2 separate regions of the Homo sapiens genome follow, and region 1 is linked to region 2. Evidence: chromatin loops called from intact Hi-C (ENCODE). Cell type or tissue: HepG2. All regions are shown on one strand. Each heading gives the region's core, and the rest is flanking DNA. Links, peaks and the distances in the headings are about the cores only.

Region 1 (9,570 bases), core at 685-8,684, 140 kb before region 2:
GTAAGTGTGATAAGACATATAAACTGTCATAAATATTGACAATTCAAGGGAGCGTATGGCTTAGTGACTGACAGGCTATCAAAACAGGCACTTAGAAGTATGTGTAGGCAACAGAGTGGTAAGGTAAAGAGGGGAGACCACTGGGCCTGAGCCATGGGAAGAAGCTGTATTTCCACCGGGCAAAATCGCAGAGTTGTCCTAAGCAGGGCAACAGAATGAGTGGAAAAGTATGACTTGAGCAATTTAGAATGTAGTCCAAATTCAGTGACATGTGGAGGTTATAGGAAATACAGATGATAAGGTTGGCAAAAAAGTTTGAGGCCAGACTGCAGTGAGTTTGAAATTTATTTGATAGGTAATAGGGAGCTCCTGAGGGCTTTTAAGTAGAGCAGAAATAGGACAAAAAGAGCAGCCTAGAAAGATGAATAGATAAACATGGGTTTGAAGTGGCCAGACTGAATGTAAAGATATAGTCATCGTGGTTGAGCATGTATTTTATGCAGGCCCTGCCTAAACATGATCAATAATTATGTCATGTAATCCTCAGAAGAGGAAGTACCATTGATGTTCCCATTTTAAAGATTAAGAAACGAAAACCCAGAGAGGTTAAAGTCACTTGTTCCAGTTAAACCCAAATAACTAGCGGAGCCAGGAGGTGAACCCAAGGCTGTCTATTGCTGTCTGTGTTCTGCCACAGCTCCAGGCTTCTCCTTAGAGTGGTTGTTGCTTCTGCTGCTGCTGCAGTTACAGTGACTACTCAGAAAAATACCATGAGGGATGAGGATCTTAACTATGGTGATAAAGAAATTATAAATACAAGAGATAGCTCCATAACTTTTCGGGATGGACAATGTTTACATGCCTTATAAAATTTTTATGTTTACAATTCCTAATGTATCTCTTCATGTTCTCTCCCCACTCCCCATGATAAGAACCCATTAATTTGAATTTATTACTGTACCTTCTGCTTGAGATTTTTATTCTACTTCAAGACACCTCTTCAGTGATTTGTGTCATCAGTAATTCTTACTCAGTAAAGTCTGGGTCACCTTACAACAGAAATTTCACTGGAATCATATACATTTTCTTCCTGCTTTTGGCATGACTAAAAATGTATTGAAAAGGGATAAATACAATAAACTACGAACATTAAATGAATTTAATATGAGTGGCAAGGAGATTTGAATTTTAAACTGCTAACATTATAGTTGCTTGAACTATTTCATATTTTATAATTCTTAGAGTAAAATTTGCCCAAATACAACATAATTTAGTGCCTGATTTTAGAAATGTGAATAAACCAAAACACTAGTTAAATTGGTACAAGTTGTCTGAAATAGCTGTAAACCCCAAGATTAATTTGTAAAGAAACTCAATAAACAAATGTCCCTATAGGACACCTGTTCATATTGTTTACACCAAATTCCTAAGTGGTCTGTCAGCATCTTAGCAAGAAGGAGATTTTCAAATGTGAACTCTTCCAGAAGTAAAGATGTTTAAATATTTAATGAAGTAGGAAATTGCACATATTTGCCTCAGGCAGCTGCCCCACTGATACTGAATAAAAAATACTCATAGAGTATTTTATAAGAGCTATTAATATAGAGTTTAACTTCTCCACCTGAATTGTAGTTCAGATTCTGAATCTCTAGCTGCAGGTTAAATCCAAATTAAATGAGATGAGTAAGGAAGCTTCAGGAAACAGAGTTTGTGTGCTTCAAGGAGGAAGAAGCCACCTCGGAGAACTGGCTTACTCTGAAAATGCGCAAATGATCCTGAATGATCTCTGTGCTCATTAGCACCCCTGCACACATTCTGCTATTCTCTCAGCACACTCTAGTCTCTTGACTCCTGTTTGGAAAGCAATGTTTCACTATTTCCCTCAAATCCAGGCCACTTTTATTTCTCTTCATCAAGACGGGTTGTCTCTAGGGGTCAAGATGGGCAGAGGTTATGTTGAGTCAGCAAAGACTCTCTGCTTGGCAGGTCATGGTCACACCCATTCCCGTAACTTCTCCCAGCATGCAAGAACTAGAGGCCACTGCCCAGCCTCTGAGTCAATGCCAGGTTGTTCTCTAGAATAGGCTGCTCCTGACCCAGTAACCAGCTCCGGAAGTTTCCAGGCTTCTCAAAGGAGCCTTCTTCTTTGAAGGCTCCCACTTAGTGTTCTTGTCCCGTATTTATATGTCAATGCAATTCTCTCTTTCCTGCTGATCAAGCCATTCTGTTCATGGGTGGCATGGAAGAGGTCATAACCTCTGCAACCCTTCTATGTGTCAAGAAAGACCTCTAGACTCTGCTGATGAAATACGTGACCCTAATTGCCTCTCCATGCCAATGGCAGACTCATTCCCTGGCTGTTTCTGACATTACCACCAGCTGAGCTAAACCAACAGGACCCAAGTTCCTCAGGGAGCACATTGTTTGGGCAATTAGTGGTTGAGCTCCATGGAAGTGTGATCCATGACTGTTGCTATGTAACAAACTGTCCCAAACTTAGTGGTATTAAACAACCATGTTATTATGCTCATGGATTCTGTGGGTCAGGAGTTTGGAAAAGACACGGTGGAAATGGCTTGTCTCTGTTCTTTGATGACTGTGACATAGGCTGGCAAGACCTGCGGGCTATGCCTGGCTCAGTGACTGGGCTCCAGGAACATCCGAAGCCTTGGGCACTTGCATGACTGGCAGTGGATGCTGCCTCTCGGTCAGGACCTCAGTGAGACTGGCAGCTGGTGCATCTACATGTGTCCATGTGGTTGCCCAGGCTTCCTTCTTCCCCACATGGAGACTGCATCCCAAGAGTGAGCAAGGCAAGGTGTGTGACTTTTTATGATCTAGTCTTGGAAGTTGCCTCTTCACTTTTTCTGTATTCTATTAGTCAACATAGCCATAAAGGTCTGCTCAGGTTCAAGAAGAGCAGACCCATTATTCAATCGGAGGAGTGTCAAATAATTTGTAGATTAAAAAAATATATGTTTGACACATTCAGTAATGCTGGGTTCCTGTCATTTTTTCTGGCATGTGGCTGGCACCTAACTGATTCATTTGACTGAATGCTCCAACTAGAATCATCACGCGATGTTCTTTTGTCCCCAACATGAAGAGAGTGCTCGGGTGACATTCCATGTATGCCAGCTGCATTGCACCAATTCTTTGGTTGTGACTGTGTGAATAGTTGCAGGCATCATTCTGTGCAGTTTCAAATACATTAGGCTCATTTAAGCCCCTACAAACCCCGTGAAACAGGAAAGAAGAACATACTCCCACTCCCTTCCCAAGATTAAAACAAAATCCAGAATCTCTAAGCAAGGCCAATTGGTACTCAATTTTATCCCAAACCTGGTTTTCCACCAAAAGTTCTCTCATTTCATTTGTAGCTGTTTACTTTGCTGCTCCTGAATCCTTGGGAGGTAGAATTAAAGTTTCTGGGTGATGTTTTATTAAACATTTAAAGGAGAGGGGGCTCCTTTACAGCAGAGGCTTGCAAGCAGGTACAATTTTGCCCTCCAGGGAACATTTGGTAATATCTGGAGATACTGTTGATGATCACAACTAGGGGGTGGGTGCTGCTGGCATCTAGTGGGCAGAGGCCAGTGATGCTGCTGAACTTCCTGTAATGTACAGGATGCTCCCCCACACCAAAGAATTATGTGGCCCAAAATAGTGCCACTGTTGAGAAACGCTACTTTACAGGGGGTTTTATAATCCTTCTAATAAAATGAGGAAACTGGGGTTCAGAGAAGCTGAGTGACTTGCTTAAGATTCTACGACTAGTAAGTGATGAGCCAGAATGTAGACTCTCATCTTGAGATCTTCGGTCTCATGTCTTTATTTCCTATGGTACTTGAGCTGGCCTTGCCACCTGCCTGTAGAGAGAGGACTTGGAGTGGGGAGTGGGTATTCTTGCTTTCCTGGAATTCTGGGCATCCACCACACCCATCTAATAAGCAGAAGTCACTGGGATGGACATTGTGCTCCTGCAGTTTTCTTTACTCATTAGGATCCAGGGGCAGGGCTTACATGAGCAGAGTGAAGATTTCGGTAAGGCCTGGGTGGGAACTGGACTCTAACCTCCCAGATCGAGACTTGTAAATAACAACTGAAAAACTAGAGTACAGGGTGTGTGTGTGTGTGTGTGTGTGTGTGTTGTGTGTGTGTGTGGGGGGGGGGGTTCTGGGTGTGGTGTGGGAGGGAAGTAAGATCTTATCCCACAACAATAAGCAAACAGCTAATTACTTGTAATTTTGGAGATAATTGTTTTCTCCTCCTGCAAACATGCCAAACAGGAAATTAATTTAAACCCCAGAAAGTTCGAATCATCTGCAGATTGTCAGGAAAGAAACACTCATTATCCCCTTAGAGCCCCCATCATATCTAACAGGCAGGCTGAAAAGTGCAGCTGCAGCACAGGGCTGCCACCTCTGTGCGAGGTCCCCCCACTGGCTGGTGGCTGGAGAGTAACAGGACGGAGCCTCTAGCAGAGGCAGGACCGAGGCAGGCAGACGGGGCCCAGCTTCCCATTGACACCTGATTCATGCCACCTGATGCAGAATGTCTCACTGTGAGTCATCCTTGCTGATAGACCTATTCATCACTTTGAATTCCATGTCAGTGCAAGAGCTGGCTTCATTCGGCCTTGGATAAATGAGTCTTCAGGTAATAGATGACAGTTAAAATATCAGGCAAATGTTATCTCCAGTGAAAGACTTGGCTTTGCCCGCTTAGTCTGTTTTGCTTCTCAGCTTAAGGCAGTCTCTCTTCACTTCTAAGAGGGAGGATGAACACAATCCAGATTGTTCATTTAGATGAAGCATCTTCCTCCTCCTAACTTCTCACTGCTCGTGGGCCCGAGTTCACCAGGGAAAGCCTTCTAGGGTTGAGCAACAGAACAAAAGGAATGGGCTGCCCTGCCTTCCGAACCCAAGCAACCCGTGCATACAGTGTTTTAACTGTTCTGGAAAGAATGAAGCATTCATAAGCCCTTCCATTTTCAAGAAAAAAATTTCCTGTGACATTTTAATCCCCTTTTGTGCTGGAGAATTTTTAGAGTTTTCTCCTGCCAGTCATCTCAAATGTTTTGTATCTTTCCCTTTTAGCTGAATTGCGTATTATGAGCCATGACCCACAATAAAAAATAATGCCACTGTTATTGAATGAAAGTCTCGTTCTTTGGGTTATTCTGGGCTATGGGGTCAGCATATAAATGCTGACCTCTGAAAGTCCAAAGATGTTATCTAGTTGAGGCTTATGCCGGGAGAACAAAAATGAGCTGTGAGATGAAAATGACCACCTGGGATCTCCAATTTGGTTTATGTTTCCGTGAAATAGTTTCTATAAATGATATGAGTGGGTGCCACTGCATTTTCTCTAAAAGGAGCGCTGGCTTATTTCTGAGATCTCTTGTCTGTGTATGGAATTTTTGTAGTTACTCTCTATCTAAATTGGGGTTCTCAATCTCCCCACTATCGACATTTGGGGGCCAGGTAATTGTTTTTTGTGGGGACTGTCCTATGCATTGTGGGATGCTAAGAGGCATCCATAGTTTTTACCTCTGGATACCAGAAGAGATCTAACCCACAAGTTGTGAAAACCAAACATGTCTCCAGACATTGCCCTGTGTTCTCAGGGGAGCAAAAATCCCTGCAGATGAGAACCATTGAGCTAAATAAAAATAAGGATCCCTAGATAGATACAAATGAATTCATTCCTTTGTTCAATCTTTTAACAAATGTCTCTTAAATGTCTTCTGTGTACCAGAGTCTTCTTTGAAGATTGTAAATTGAGAGATGACTAGATCATAGTTATTGCCCTATAGGGACTTGGAGAGAAGACAGGCATGAATCTAAATAATTACACCAGGAATGCCCTCTAATGAAGACGGGAAGGACGTGGCTTAGGAGTTCAGAGGAATAAGTGTTAACTCTTCTTGAACTTATCAGATTTCCTGAAAATTCTGATTCTCCATTTATTCAGAAACACTTACGTTTTCAAGGGAAAAAAATCCTGTTTATTAAGATATTACACTACAGAGAGTTTCAAAGTCAAACTTATGAATTCTTTTATGTAAATGTTTTGGTAAGGTAAATTTTGGTTTCAAATGTAGATAAAAGAAGTCGCAATATCTAGATATTAGTTGATGTACAAAACATGTACATGAAAGGCTCTGAATGAACGGATTGGGTAACAGCTGTTCAAAGGGCTGAGTGAGCCCTGAGCTTGGACAGTGTCCAGGCTCTGTCTTAGGAAAGTGTCTGCCATGCTTTGAAGTCACAATTTTGAACCTTTGTTCACAGTAACAGACAAAAGTGGATGTTTACACTTCCTGGGGCTTCAGATTTGATGACCTCCCCCGTAAAATGTAGAGGGCAGTAAGATGAAACAGAAATAGACCTGCCTCCACTGTTGAAGCAGCGTTGGCAATGGCTGCCCACTGTGAGCTGCAGCGAGCACAGCTCCCAGACCACCAGCTGGAAATCCACCCCTTTCTCTTTCATTGCAAATAAGTGCGAAAGATGCTACGATAAGGTTTTGAATCTATGGCAAATGAATATTTGAAATCCTTTGTATGTTTTAACTATGTGGGAGGTACTGTGATGTAATCATGAAGAACACTAGCTGGAAAGTTAGAAAGACCTGGGTTAAAACCCAGGCTCCACCAGGCCTAGATGTTTGACCATGGACCAGTTATCTAACCCCATGCTGCCTCAGGTTCTTTGTAGAAATTAGACTAATCCTTCCCACCTCAAAGGATTGTTATGAGGTAATTATAGGAGATATTTTAACTGTCTAATTTTTTTTTTTTTTTTTTTTTTTGGAGATGGAATCTCACTTTCTTACCCAGGCTGGAGTGCAGTGGCACGATCTCGGCTCACTGCAACTTCCACCTCCTGAGTTCGAGCATTATCCTGCCTTAGCTTCCTGAGTAGCAGGTCCCTCCCATGACATGTGGGAATTATAGGAGCTACAGTTCAAGATGAGATTTGGGTAGGGATACAGCCAAACCATATTAATATGGAAGGTCATCATTGCCTAGGAAGTGCCTGCATAAATAGATATAAGTTGAGCTTTTAATTTGCTTTCAGTTCAGGTTAAATTTGGAATATTGGTAATGATTTTTAAACTCAAGCAAGCGTATTGTCACTTTTTGGCGATTTCCTAGGCCCAACTGAACCATAAACAGAGGATTCCTTTGCTCTTGATCTTTTGAGACCTAATAAGAATGCACAAACCACTTTCAGTGCTCTCTTTGCATGACAACTATGTAGATGTGATGGAGTCTGGCAATGTCAAAAGAAAGGAAGCATCCTCTACCCAGGGTTGAGATTGCATCAGATCATGGGAACTGACACCAAAGCCAGTGTGAAGTTTAAGAGTGGAGGCATTGCTGAGAGTCCCATTTTGAAGAGGTCCTTTTTATTCCTGTGCACATTCTTGCCCAATATCCTCCTTACTGATATATGCTTCTCTATTAATTTTTAATTTCTACCAAAATCTCAGAAAGAAGATACTGTCAGTCCCTATGAAAACAAGGACTGTAACAATCTCACAAGTTTGTTTCTCAAAAGATAATTTTTCTCATCCATTCCTGCATTTATTCATTCAACATTTATTCAGCAACTGTTAGATGCTGGGCAAGACAAGATGTGGGCCCCACCCTCCAGGAGCTTCCATTCTAGTGGGGGCAGGGGAGGAAGGGAGGGAGGTAGAGAGGTAATGATAGTACAGGACAGAAGTACAAGGGTAGGCATTAGTGCAGGATCCAAGGGGAGCTCCAGAATCCATACTAAATGCTTAGGGAAGGCTTCCAAGATTAGGCAATGTTCCTGTTGACTTTTGAAAGAGACAGCCCAGCAAAGATAGAACAGAAAGATGTTGTTTTCCAACAGTATGGCACAACACTTGAAGAACAGAAAGACACTTATAGGAGAAAGATCTCATGTGCTGTAGTCAAGCACAGTGAGAGAGCATGGTCTGTTCTAGGAAGAGCAAATTAAGGAGAAACCTTGTTTTCTGTATGGAAGCAAAGGCCTAGATAGGTCACTGTGGCTCCAGAGTTGAGCATGCATTGCAGAATTCCATTGCACTGATCCCTGTTATCCTTCTCCAAATCAGCCTGACCATAAAAGGGTTTGTGGCTCTATTAAGTCCTTGTGTAAGAAAAACTACACATAAAGATTTAATTGAAAATAATTGCAAGAATGGTTCTCGGAAATATTCCACTACTCTGCATTTAGAAATAGCCTGAAATGTTTTGTAATCCATCTGCGTGCCTTCCAGCTAGAGAGCGTGCAAACAATACACACTGAAAAGGCCACTCTTTTTTTTTTTTCTTTCTTCCTAATCTCCAGCATTGACGATTGCATGGTGTCTTGTGTGTTTCTGGTCTTCATAGCCATTAAACTATTTCTAAGTTGAATCGAAATCCAGTTGAAACCTGTTCTTTTTTGCTCTTCTTCTATTGAGAACATAGAACAACTGCTCTCTAGCACATCTATTTTTTTAGGAAAATGGTTATGGAAGCATTCACTCCAATCACATAATATGGGTGGGCAATTGCTTGCTTTAACTACGCCAGATAAAAGATGACCCCCAATTCTCCATGGCAACCAGAATCATTGACGATCAAGCCAGAGGAAGATGCTTTGTGTAAATTGTGTAGCTAGAAGGAGATTTGCAAATGAGGGGACTCTCACTGGCTTAACCCAAGAAGCTGATAAAGGGGAGCTGTCCATTTAAAATGCATCAGAGCCTTATCACATTCATATAAAACAAAATGACTAAATGAAGCAGCTGGAAGATTATAGTGAGTTTTAATTATCTTTTAATAGCCAAAGGGCTCTTGCCAACACATGCTGATAACCTGTCACTTGTTATGTGTCATATAATCTCCATTTATGAGTCTCAGCTGTTACAAATTGAAAATATATTTACAGTGATGATCTTTCCTTGTTAAATGCAAATTCCCAGAAATGTTCAAACTGCAAGGTATCCTCACAGCTTTGTTTCTGTTACCCTCTTGTGTGGAATTGAAAAGGCTGGTAATACTAAACAAATAATAATAACCAACCTTCTTCTTGTTCATAATTTATGACTCTCATTATGAGTATAATAATACCAGTTCTTAAAAAGTAAGGGTAAAATAATTCCTGAGGCTTGGAGATTATATTTCTGAAATTGCTTACAAATCCTTTTTTAATGGTAATCCACATTTTTTTCAAATCTGCCTGCCACCTTCTCCTCCTCTCCTTAGGTGTATCCATCTCAAATGTCTTCAGGCTCCAGGGCTCCAAGGCAGCTGCTGTGATGTCATTCATATTCCCTCTATATTCCCTAGATAGATAGGTAAAGATATAGGTATAGATATAGGTACACTTTTATATACCATGCTTGGCATTCAGTACATGTGGGATCAAATGAGAAAAAGTCTTGCAAAGTTGCTGACCCCTTCTACTTGTCTTCTTGCCTTGACCTCACTGGTATCTCATTTCTCTGCTTCTCTTGACTATTTTTACTGATGTCCTTGGTAGCAGCTCTTATTCCTCTGCCCAGCTCTGTGTTTCCCAAGAT
Region 2 (9,570 bases), core at 1,035-9,034:
GGTATCACTGACACTTGGAACCAGGTCTTAAAACTGAACACCCAGGTAGAGTAAAATAAATTTAATTCAATTCACAAAAAATAAGCAATTATTATGTCCTTGGCATTGGACAGGCTATACATATGAATAAATATGTTTATATGAATAATGAAACAGAGAAACACAGGTCTTGCTCTTTTTTATTTTTTTGAGATAGTGTCTCACTTTGTTGCTGCGGCTGGGGTGCAGTGGTGCCATCACGGCTCACTGTAGCAGGCCCGGCTCTTGATGACTTCACCTGTAACAACTGAGAGTGGAGGCTTTCAAGCAGAAGGCTTCTAAGCTGAAAAAAAAAAATCATATGATTCGATTTGGACTACACTGTGGAAAGCTATTTAGATGGGGAAGATGCTGGAGACAGGGTTTCTCCCACATTTTTACTGTAACAGATCCAGAGAGAGGTGGCAAGGCCTACACTAAGAGAATGAGAGTGAAATTACGAATGAGGGAACAGATTTGAAAATCAGTTCAGAATTAGGTCTTGGTGATGTGCTTGGTGAGGATGAAGCAGGATCCGATGATTCAGTTTATTTCAGAAGGAAATGATATGCTCTAGGTCAAGGTCTGCGCTGGGCCCAAGGCTATGCAAAGCTAAACCAGGCCATCTCTGGCCTCAGGGAATGCAGATGCTCCCCTCTCAGGGGCTGCAAATTCAGGCAGAAACCAGACACCTAGAGTCAATGTGTGAGGCCCAAAGTGTAAGACAGTGCCAAGCCGCGGGGACCCACTGCAGCCACACAGAGGTGTGCGTCCTGCCAACGGCATTCTGACTCGGAGTTGATTCCACAGAAAAAGACGCTCATGCAGAGTAGCCGGATTGGATCACAAATAGCGATCTCCAGAATGGCTCCCTCATCTCTACTTAAAGAAATTCAGTGGTTCATTTTGCTGTTACCTTATCCAGGGAATACACGATAAGAATCAAGTGCAGGGGACTAAAATAAGGAGTGTTAGCTTTGAGATATACTGAAGCTGAGATTCAGATGGGGCAAGCTGGAAATATGGTCCCCGGGGCTCAGTGAAGAGGTTTCTGGAAAGAAGTAAGTGCCTTTTATGGCAGAGTTGAGTTCCTTTGTGAAAAAGAAGACTGCAGGTGCTTTATATTTAGACCGTCTAGTCTGATGTAATTATACCCTCTTTATAATCAGTCAGGGAAAACTTCTTAGAGAGGAAGGAAGGAGGCATTCAAAACCTCTTTGAAAATGGGAAGGAAGAAAGTTTGGCAAGTTGAGAAGGGTCCTCTGGCCACTGGGAGGAAGGGTATGTACAAGACAGTGCAAGTGGTAGAAGGACAGCTTAGAGGTGCCCAAGAAGCTCACACCTGTGCATGGGAGGACAGAGGGGAGGGAGGTGGAGGACCACACAGGGCTGCCCTCAGAGCACCCAGAGTTCCTGCTTCAGCCACGCTGTCTGCTAATGAGCATTTTCCTTGGTGCTCTGCAGGGTGACGACTCCGATGAGGAAGATCTTTGTATCAGCAACAAATGGACTTTCCAAAGAACCAGTCGCAGGTGGTCTCGTGTGGACGACCTCTACACGCTGCTCCCTCGAGGAGACAGAAATGGGTCACCGGGAGGCACGGGGATGAGGAACACGACCAGCAGTGAGAGCGTCCTCACAGACCTGAGCGAGCCTGAGGTCTGCTCCATTCACAGCGAAAGCAGTGGAGGCAGCGACAGTCGCAGCCAGCCGGGCCAGTGCTGTACAGACAACCCGGTCATGCTGGATGCCCCACTCGTCAGCAGCAGCCTCCCACAGCCCCCCAGAGATGTCCTCAACCACCCCTTCCACCCCAAGAATGAGAAGCCCACGAGGGCTAGGGCCAAATCATTTTTGAAACGCATGGAAACACTCCGAGGGAAGGGAGCCCACGGGAGGCATAAGGGGTCTGGGCGGACAGGTGGCCTGGTGATCAGTGGGCCCATGTTGCAGCAGGAGCCAGAGTCCTTTAAGGCTATGCAGTGCATCCAAATACCAAATGGAGATCTCCAGAATTCGCCGCCACCTGCCTGCAGAAAAGGGCTCCCATGCTCTGGCAAGTCGAGTGGCGAGAGCAGCCCGTCGGAGCACAGCAGCAGCGGGGTGAGCACGCCCTGCCTGAAGGAACGCAAGTGCCACGAGGCCAACAAGCGCGGGGGCATGTACTTGGAGGACCTAGATGTGCTGGCGGGGACAGCACTGCCGGATGCAGGGGACCAAAGCCGTATGCATGAATTTCACTCCCAAGAGAATTTGGTGGTGCATATTCCCAAGGATCACAAACCAGGAACATTCCCCAAGGCACTTTCTATTGAAAGCCTCTCTCCCACAGATAGTAGCAATGGGGTTAATTGGAGGACCGGTAGCATCTCCCTGGGCAGAGAGCAGGTCCCTGGTGCCAGGGAGCCCCGGCTCATGGCGTCCTGCCACAGAGCCAGCCGAGTCAGTATCTATGACAATGTCCCTGGCTCCCATCTGTATGCCAGCACAGGAGATCTTTTGGACTTGGAGAAAGATGACCTTTTCCCTCACTTGGATGACATTCTGCAGCATGTCAATGGGCTCCAAGAGGTAGTCGATGACTGGTCCAAAGATGTCTTGCCTGAACTGCAAACTCATGATACATTGGTTGGGGAACCTGGCTTATCCACCTTTCCATCTCCTAATCAGATCACCTTAGATTTTGAAGGTAACTCTGTCTCAGAAGGTCGGACGACACCCAGTGATGTGGAAAGAGATGTAACATCTCTTAATGAATCTGAGCCTCCTGGGGTCAGAGACAGGAGGGATTCTGGTGTAGGGGCCTCTCTGACCAGGCCAAACAGGTAGGTGGCATGCACTTGTGAAATGATTTTTCATCCATTTCATAGTAATTGTGTTCTGTTTATTTCTTTAACAAACATACACAGAGTACTTACTAAATGCCTGACTCTGTTCTAAGTGATGTATGTGATTAGGAATTATTTGAACAGAAGTATGACTTCTGTACAGGTATCATGGTGATTGAATCCATGTGAACTCATATTTATTTGTGCTTATCCTTTATTTTGTTCCTAGTTTTATCCAAAAATATTTTGAGCTTCTTATGTGCAAAGCGTTATACTGGGCACCATAGGCAGGGAATCCTGGATAACCAATACCCAGTTCCTAGGCACCGACTCTTCCCCTGACCTTCCTGTGATGCGTTCATCAAAATGTCTCTTCCCCAAATTTTACACTTTTTTTGCTCCTATAAGAAATTTCTGAGGCCTAAGATGTGTACTCTGCAAGTTTGTTTTTGCTTTAAAGTGCCAATTACAAAGTACATCAAAGCTGACCTACAAAGACCGTTTCAGAAGCACCATAGAAAAATGGCCCTGTGCTGCTGGGTTTCTGGTTGAGGCAAGGGTGTGTCTTGTGGTTCAGTGATGTGTCACCTCTGTACCTCTCATCTTCGGGCTCCATCTCAATACTGAGCAAGATATAGAGTGTAGACACATGGAAGACAATGAGAAAATTTTCTACAGCCCTAGACATTCGACAGCTCTCTCCCTCTCTCTCTCTCTGTTTCTTGCTCCCTGTCTGTATCTCTCTCTCTTTCTCTCTTTGTCTTTATCGCTCTACCTCTGTCTGTCCTCTGTCTATATTGCTCTATCTCTGTCTTCCCTCTCTCTGTCTCTTGCTCTGTCTCTATCTTTCTGTCTCTGTCTGTCTCTCCATCCTCTGCCTCTGTATCTCTTTTTGTCTCATCTCTCCATCTCTCCATCTACATCTGTCTCTCTCTTTTCTATCTCTCTGCTCTCTCTGCTTCTGTCTATATCTCCCTGTCTCCGTCTCTTTCCTCTCTTTCCGTTTCTCTCTCTCCCTCTGTTTCTCTCTCTCTCTCTCTCACATACACACACACACACACTCACTCACACACACACTGTCTCAGCTTGCTCTCAACACTTTGGGAACAAATTTGGAATAAACAAACATAATATTTCCTCTATCACTTATTTAAACCCCCTAATAAAATGGATAATAAGACTTTTTCCAGATTTATCTGACTTGGAAAAATCATGTCCTATGTTTATTCTGCACACTTGTGTCTTCTGTTCCATTTGCTTTGCGATTTTCTTTGCTCGGCTGCTATCTTGATTAGCTGCGTGTACCTTGGTGATGTCCCGTGTTTCCCGCTACCAAGTCCACTTTGTGACTGGCTTCTCTGATGGTCTCTCTGGTAAAGGCGACTCCGATGGAACAGTTTCCAGCTGTCGCACCAGCCCCGGCCGGCCCCAGCATCGCCCCACATCAGCAGCCAGACGGCCAGCCAGCTGAGCCTGCTCCAGCGCTTCTCACTGCTCCGCCTCACGGCCATCATGGAGAAGCACTCCATGTCCAACAAGCACGGCTGGACATGGTGCGTAGCACATTCACCTAGGAGGGGATCCTTGGCTCTAGAGCTAAGTGTGTGATTGCAGAAGCTTCCATGTTTACTTTGTGATATCTGAAAAACCCATTCATTGCCTTCACTGATGATCTCCTGGACATAAGGCATGAGCTCTGCCGTAGCCTCGATGCAGTGGACCCTACAGGAAACATTGCTCTATTTGTAGTTCTCAGTTGGTTTCCAGGGAAGGCAGTCAGGCTCCAAGAAAGGAAAAAGAGACAAGTAAAGGGTGATTAATTGTGAACAGAGGAAATAAAAATAAACTTGCCATAAAATAATCCTGGCAGTTTGCACAGAAACAGCTGTCACTTGTACCTTCTGGCCTGATGCAAAGCTTACCACTTAGAGCATTGATTCATTCAAAGAGCATTTAATTCTTCAAATACATTTCTGCTTTTATTTCATTGGCAAATAGAAACAAGAATATGCAGTAAACCTTGTAATAAGGAATTGACAGAAGCATGTTAGAACTTGAATGTGGACCTATTGTAGATGATTTGGTGGGTTTGAAAAAATACAAAATGTGTCAGTAATTGTTCTATGTTTTATATTATACATATTTAAAAAATCAATGGTGCTTTTATGAAATATTTTAGAAGGTTATAAATTCATGGTCAAATCAATATATGCTTCTGTATTAAAATGTCCTTTGAAAACTACAACTGGCTCTAGAAAAGTAAGATAGAGCCAAGAAATATTGTTCTTCTTTTCTCCCTTCCTTTTCCTCCAACCCCAGCCAGATTTCTTCTTCCTCTTGTAATTTTTAATTTGTTTTGTTTTGTTGGGGACTTTTAAGTGTTCAGCACTTGAGAAATAAGTCTATCACAGTTAAATTGGAAAGTTGTCCACTTGACCTGAAAACAGAGCTACAAATACATTCTGGGAACGTGACTCATGCTGTTTAGTAGCTAGAGATAGCAAGCAGGCAAGGGCCACACAGAGCACAGCAGTGTCCTGTGATTAATGCAGAGAGAATGTTGAATTCACCCCGCATCTGTTGGGTATTCCAACAAAAGCCTGGCTTCCCTCATGCTTGCTTCCAGAGCCTCACCCCACAGTGTGACCCAGGAGGCTTGCATGACCTGGTTTCTGTAAATTCTAGGTCAGTTCCAAAGTTCATGAAGAGGATGAAAGTTCCCGACTACAAAGACAAGGCTGTCTTTGGCGTTCCTCTCATAGTCCACGTCCAAAGAACGGGACAGCCCCTGCCTCAAAGTATTCAGCAAGCACTGAGATATCTACGCAGCAACTGCCTCGATCAGGTAGGGCTGTAACCCCCCCGCTGCTGCCCCACCACCCCCAACCATGGGATTGGATTGAGGGGATGTCAGACTGAGTCAGATCTGCCCAATATCAGGCAAGACATGCCTCACCAAAAATAAAAGGCATTGTGACCTTTATGTAGCAATATTTAATTTGAACAAGACATGTCCTATTTGAGGATGTTTCCTCATTGGCAACTTAAATGATGACCTGGAGTGACTGGGGAAAGTTGACGTTAACAGTTTGTTCCTGGGATGTCTAATTTGCAATCCCTAAAAACTAGAGTTAAGCTATGTACTGTACTGCATTTCCTTTGTAACTATTATTTCAGTGCCACCATTGATTTCACACTGTTCTTTTATCCCTATTATTTTTGAAAAAGAATTAGGTTTTTCATGCCTCCTTTTATTAATTCTTTTTTTTTCCTTTGAAGCAGCATCATGACCAGGAAAACTTAAACCAAACACAGATTTATTTACATCTTTTAAAAATGTGCAAGTAAAATATGAACAAAAGTATCAGCTAAGTCAAATATCCCCTCATTTTATAGAGTTGATTCAATGCTGAAGCTAAACAAAATATTCAGAGATTTGCTGCCTCCGAGACTTTTGGGGCCCACCATAATGGTGGACTGTGATTAAATCCAGAGTGCTGTCCGTCCTGTACTTTACAAAACAAAGGCTTTGCTCCTCCAAATTAACACCCATTAGCTTCTTAGACATTCTGTCCAAAATAAAAGTTGTGTTCTTAATTGATAAATTGCAGCCCTGAATAGTGGGTATATTTCCAGGCAGCTATTCTGTAATAGTCCCTGTTCATCATACTTTTTGATGCCATGCAGAGAATCTGTACCAACCTAAGATTATTTGTACTTTTTATTGATTTACCCTGGTCCTTGGGCTCAGTGGGCAGGAATGAGCTGGCTAGTGATGCTTGTAGAGACCCCAATACTGAGACCACACTTAGAATCAGGCTGGTCTCTTGGTGAACCAGAAATCAATTTTCAGTGCAGAAAAATAGCAGTAACTTCTTCATTTGAAGTTGTCTTTGACTGAACTGAATGTGTGTTCCCCTTTGTCCCTCCTCATTTTTAATTTAGAGAATCTGCACATAACATTTTTCCATATTTGTATGTCATCGCAGAGGGTGGGATGGCTGCTGTCATTGTTGTGAGGATGGCTGTTTAGTTTTGAGAAATGGCCTTAATAGCTTGCCTCTTATTCCCCAGAAATAAGGGTGACAGGCTACTTTTCTAGGGTTCTCTTCTTTGACAGATGCCCCAGCATGAATTGACTTGTGAATCACATCCCAATAGAGTCAGCCAATGAATCTCGTTACTTAAGCAAACATTTTAATTTTTTTAATCTTAGAGGTTTTACTAAGAATACACATTATTCAAAGTTAATGTCCATAGCTATAAACCATTCCTGCCCCCCGTAGCTTCTGAATAATGTGCAGTGCCAATATCATTGCTGTTAGTGGGGCCAGTCTCTCTTTAGAAGCAAAAGTCTTATCAGTAGAGAGAAAGACACAGGGCACCAAAACCTCTTCCACCCCTGTGTCCATCTCAGGTCAATTTTTTAAATCTGGGAGAATGCCAAGATGAAAAACAGTGTGCCGGCAAAGGCTTGGAGGAAGAAGACTCATTTCAAGATATAAATACTGATTCTAAATGTAATTAAAATGAATAGAGCCACGCATCTCGCGTCAGTCACATGGGAGAATCCGTAGGACATCGAAGGGACTTTCACCACAGTCAGTCACCACCTTATAATGCACCCAGTCCTGGCAGGGCTTCCAGCCTTGGAATGTCCCTCCCTTTCCTTGTCAATGTGGTGTGGGAAGCACGCAGAGACCACCTCTCTGGCTCCTGTGAAAAAGGAAGGTGGTAATAGGAAGGAAAAGGGGAGAACTAGAGAAACATAAGGAATCAAAACCTGGCTTTTCCGGAGATTTCAGAGCAAGCAAGAGCTAGTAAAAGCGAATCAATCAGAAAAGCGAGGGGAAAAGAGTGAAAAGCAAGGAGAGCAACACCAAACGAATGTTCTTTCTTCGCCAACAGCACTTCTGTGGAATTGAAAAGATTCCAGTCTGCCCAAGGCCTTGAGATCTCAGCCTCAAAGCTGCAGAAGACGAGAACATCCGCAAATAACCCCTTCTATGCCACATTTTAATAGGAAGTACCACCCCATACTCTCCCAAGGCATTGCCCCGAGTCTCAGGGAGAAGGCTTCCTGCAGTGCGATGGGCCCTTCTCCCCGTGCTAAACACTCGCCTCGCATATAAGCACTCATTGCAGTTGACCCTGCCCCACAGAGCCTGACACATTGCCAGCCTTTTGTCTTCCACACTCCTGCATGCCCAGCAGTTTCTATATGATGCAACAGAGTGTCCATGTTTGCCCTTGCAGCTGGCTGTGGGTGAGATGAGGAAGTTTAGCCTTCAATTATGAACCATTTGTATTCAGACATAGTAGTGTGTAAGAGGAGCCTTGCTTTGTTGTCTGAGCTTTTATTTCTGCCCTAAATCAACTGTGCACAGAATAGATTATACCTATTCCTGATGAATATGAAGTCACCGCAGTGAGAGGCTGAACCTGCAATGCTCAGAATAAGAATCTGCTGCATACTCTTCTTATGAATCTTTCTTTCTCAAGAAAACCAACCTTCCTTCATTAGCTGAGCACATTTCTAAAGAAGAGGAAATGGAAGTCCTGATAAACATCATTAAGTCCCGAAAAAGATTAGCATAAACAGGATGCCAAGAGGGAGATTTAATATTATTCAGATGGAATGTGAATTCTAATGCACCACTCATGCTCAGCCTCTCCTCCTAATAGAGCAGTAAGTTTTAAAAGCCTAATCATGCTGGGAAGACTCTTAGTACTCAGTACAAGTGTCCCTGCCCCCGCTGGCTGTTTGTCACTTTTTCTGTTGCCTGCCTCAGATAAAGTGAGCAGTGCTCTGGGGCTATCCAGTGAAATTATCCTTGAGTCCTTGCTTTTTTTTTTTTTTTTTTTTTTTTGAGATGGAGTCTTGCTCTGTCACCCAGGCTGGAGTGCAGTGGCACGATCTCAGCTCACTGCAACCTCCGCCTCCTGGGTTCAAGTGATTCTTCTGCCTCAGCCTCCTGAGTGGCTGGGATTTACAGGCACGCACCACCATACCCAGCTAATTTTTGTATTTTTAATAGAGATAGGGTTTCACCATGTTGGCCAGGCTGGTCTCGAACTCCTGACCTCAGGTGATCCACCCGCCTCGGCCTCCCTAAGTGCTGGGATTACAGGCATGAGCCACTGTGCCCAGCTGAGTCCTTGCTTTTTCATAGCTAGGTTTTTAGGTGAAAGACAACAGAAAGAAGACAGGAAAACTAGACCAAGGGGACACTCATCACTCGCCTTTTATCTTCAAAAGGAAATGAGAGATCACATACAAGAGAGATGCTTATAAAATGAACTCTGCATTGCTGATGGCCATTCTCCCCTTTCTCAAGAGGGTGGCTGGGCTGAGCTTTAACAGTAGATGACAGCAGGACCTGTTATGCCATTTGTGGGACCAGTGAAAAGAGAAAATGTGGGATCACTTGTTCATAAATCATTGAGAATTTCAAAACCAAGACAGCAGAGCATTAAACTAAGTGTGTGAGACCCTGTGTGATGGCCCAGGCTGCCCGTCCATGGGTGACAGACACAAAAGTGAAGGAAAAACATTATGCCCTCCTGGGATCTTCCTCATAACGAAGCTGAGGGAGCTGGGGCTGTTGCCTGCCCATCCACTGTGATCAGAAGGATGAGCAACAGGGCAGGTATGGTGGCTCACACTTAAAATCCCAACACTTTGGGAGGCCGAGGTGGGCAGATCACTTGAGGTCAGGAGTTC

Evidence for each region. A loop is a pair of places that touch in the nucleus more often than their neighbours do. Peaks named below come from ENCODE experiments on the same cell type or tissue, not always from the same donor. Only the 100,000 strongest peaks of a DNase experiment are listed, where the experiment ranks them.
Region 1: a loop joins it to region 2, with 7 times the contacts of the local background. A loop is called at or near these places in 2 of 110 quality-filtered maps.

The regions. Positions count from the first base shown.
Region 1 is chr13:33,257,243-33,266,812 of GRCh38, reverse strand. All of the region lies in intron 1 of STARD13 (StAR related lipid transfer domain containing 13), which reads left to right. Among named protein-coding and RNA genes, the nearest start is that of STARD13-AS, 16 kb to the left of the region's middle. RefSeq lists an enhancer at 5,927-6,427. In HepG2, for the core only: a CTCF peak has its summit at 4,426; DNase peaks (open chromatin) are centred at 4,562, 4,922, 6,292, 7,902 and 1 weaker place; H3K4me3 peaks cover 818 bases.
Region 2 is chr13:33,122,202-33,131,771 of GRCh38, reverse strand. STARD13 (StAR related lipid transfer domain containing 13) reads left to right here. Exons shown (of 14, transcript NM_178006.4): 5 at 1,483-2,843; 6 at 4,226-4,399; 7 at 5,532-5,691. Among named protein-coding and RNA genes, the nearest start is that of KL, 110 kb to the right of the region's middle. In HepG2, for the core only: no CTCF peak of the experiment used is centred there; DNase peaks (open chromatin) are centred at 5,471 and 8,061.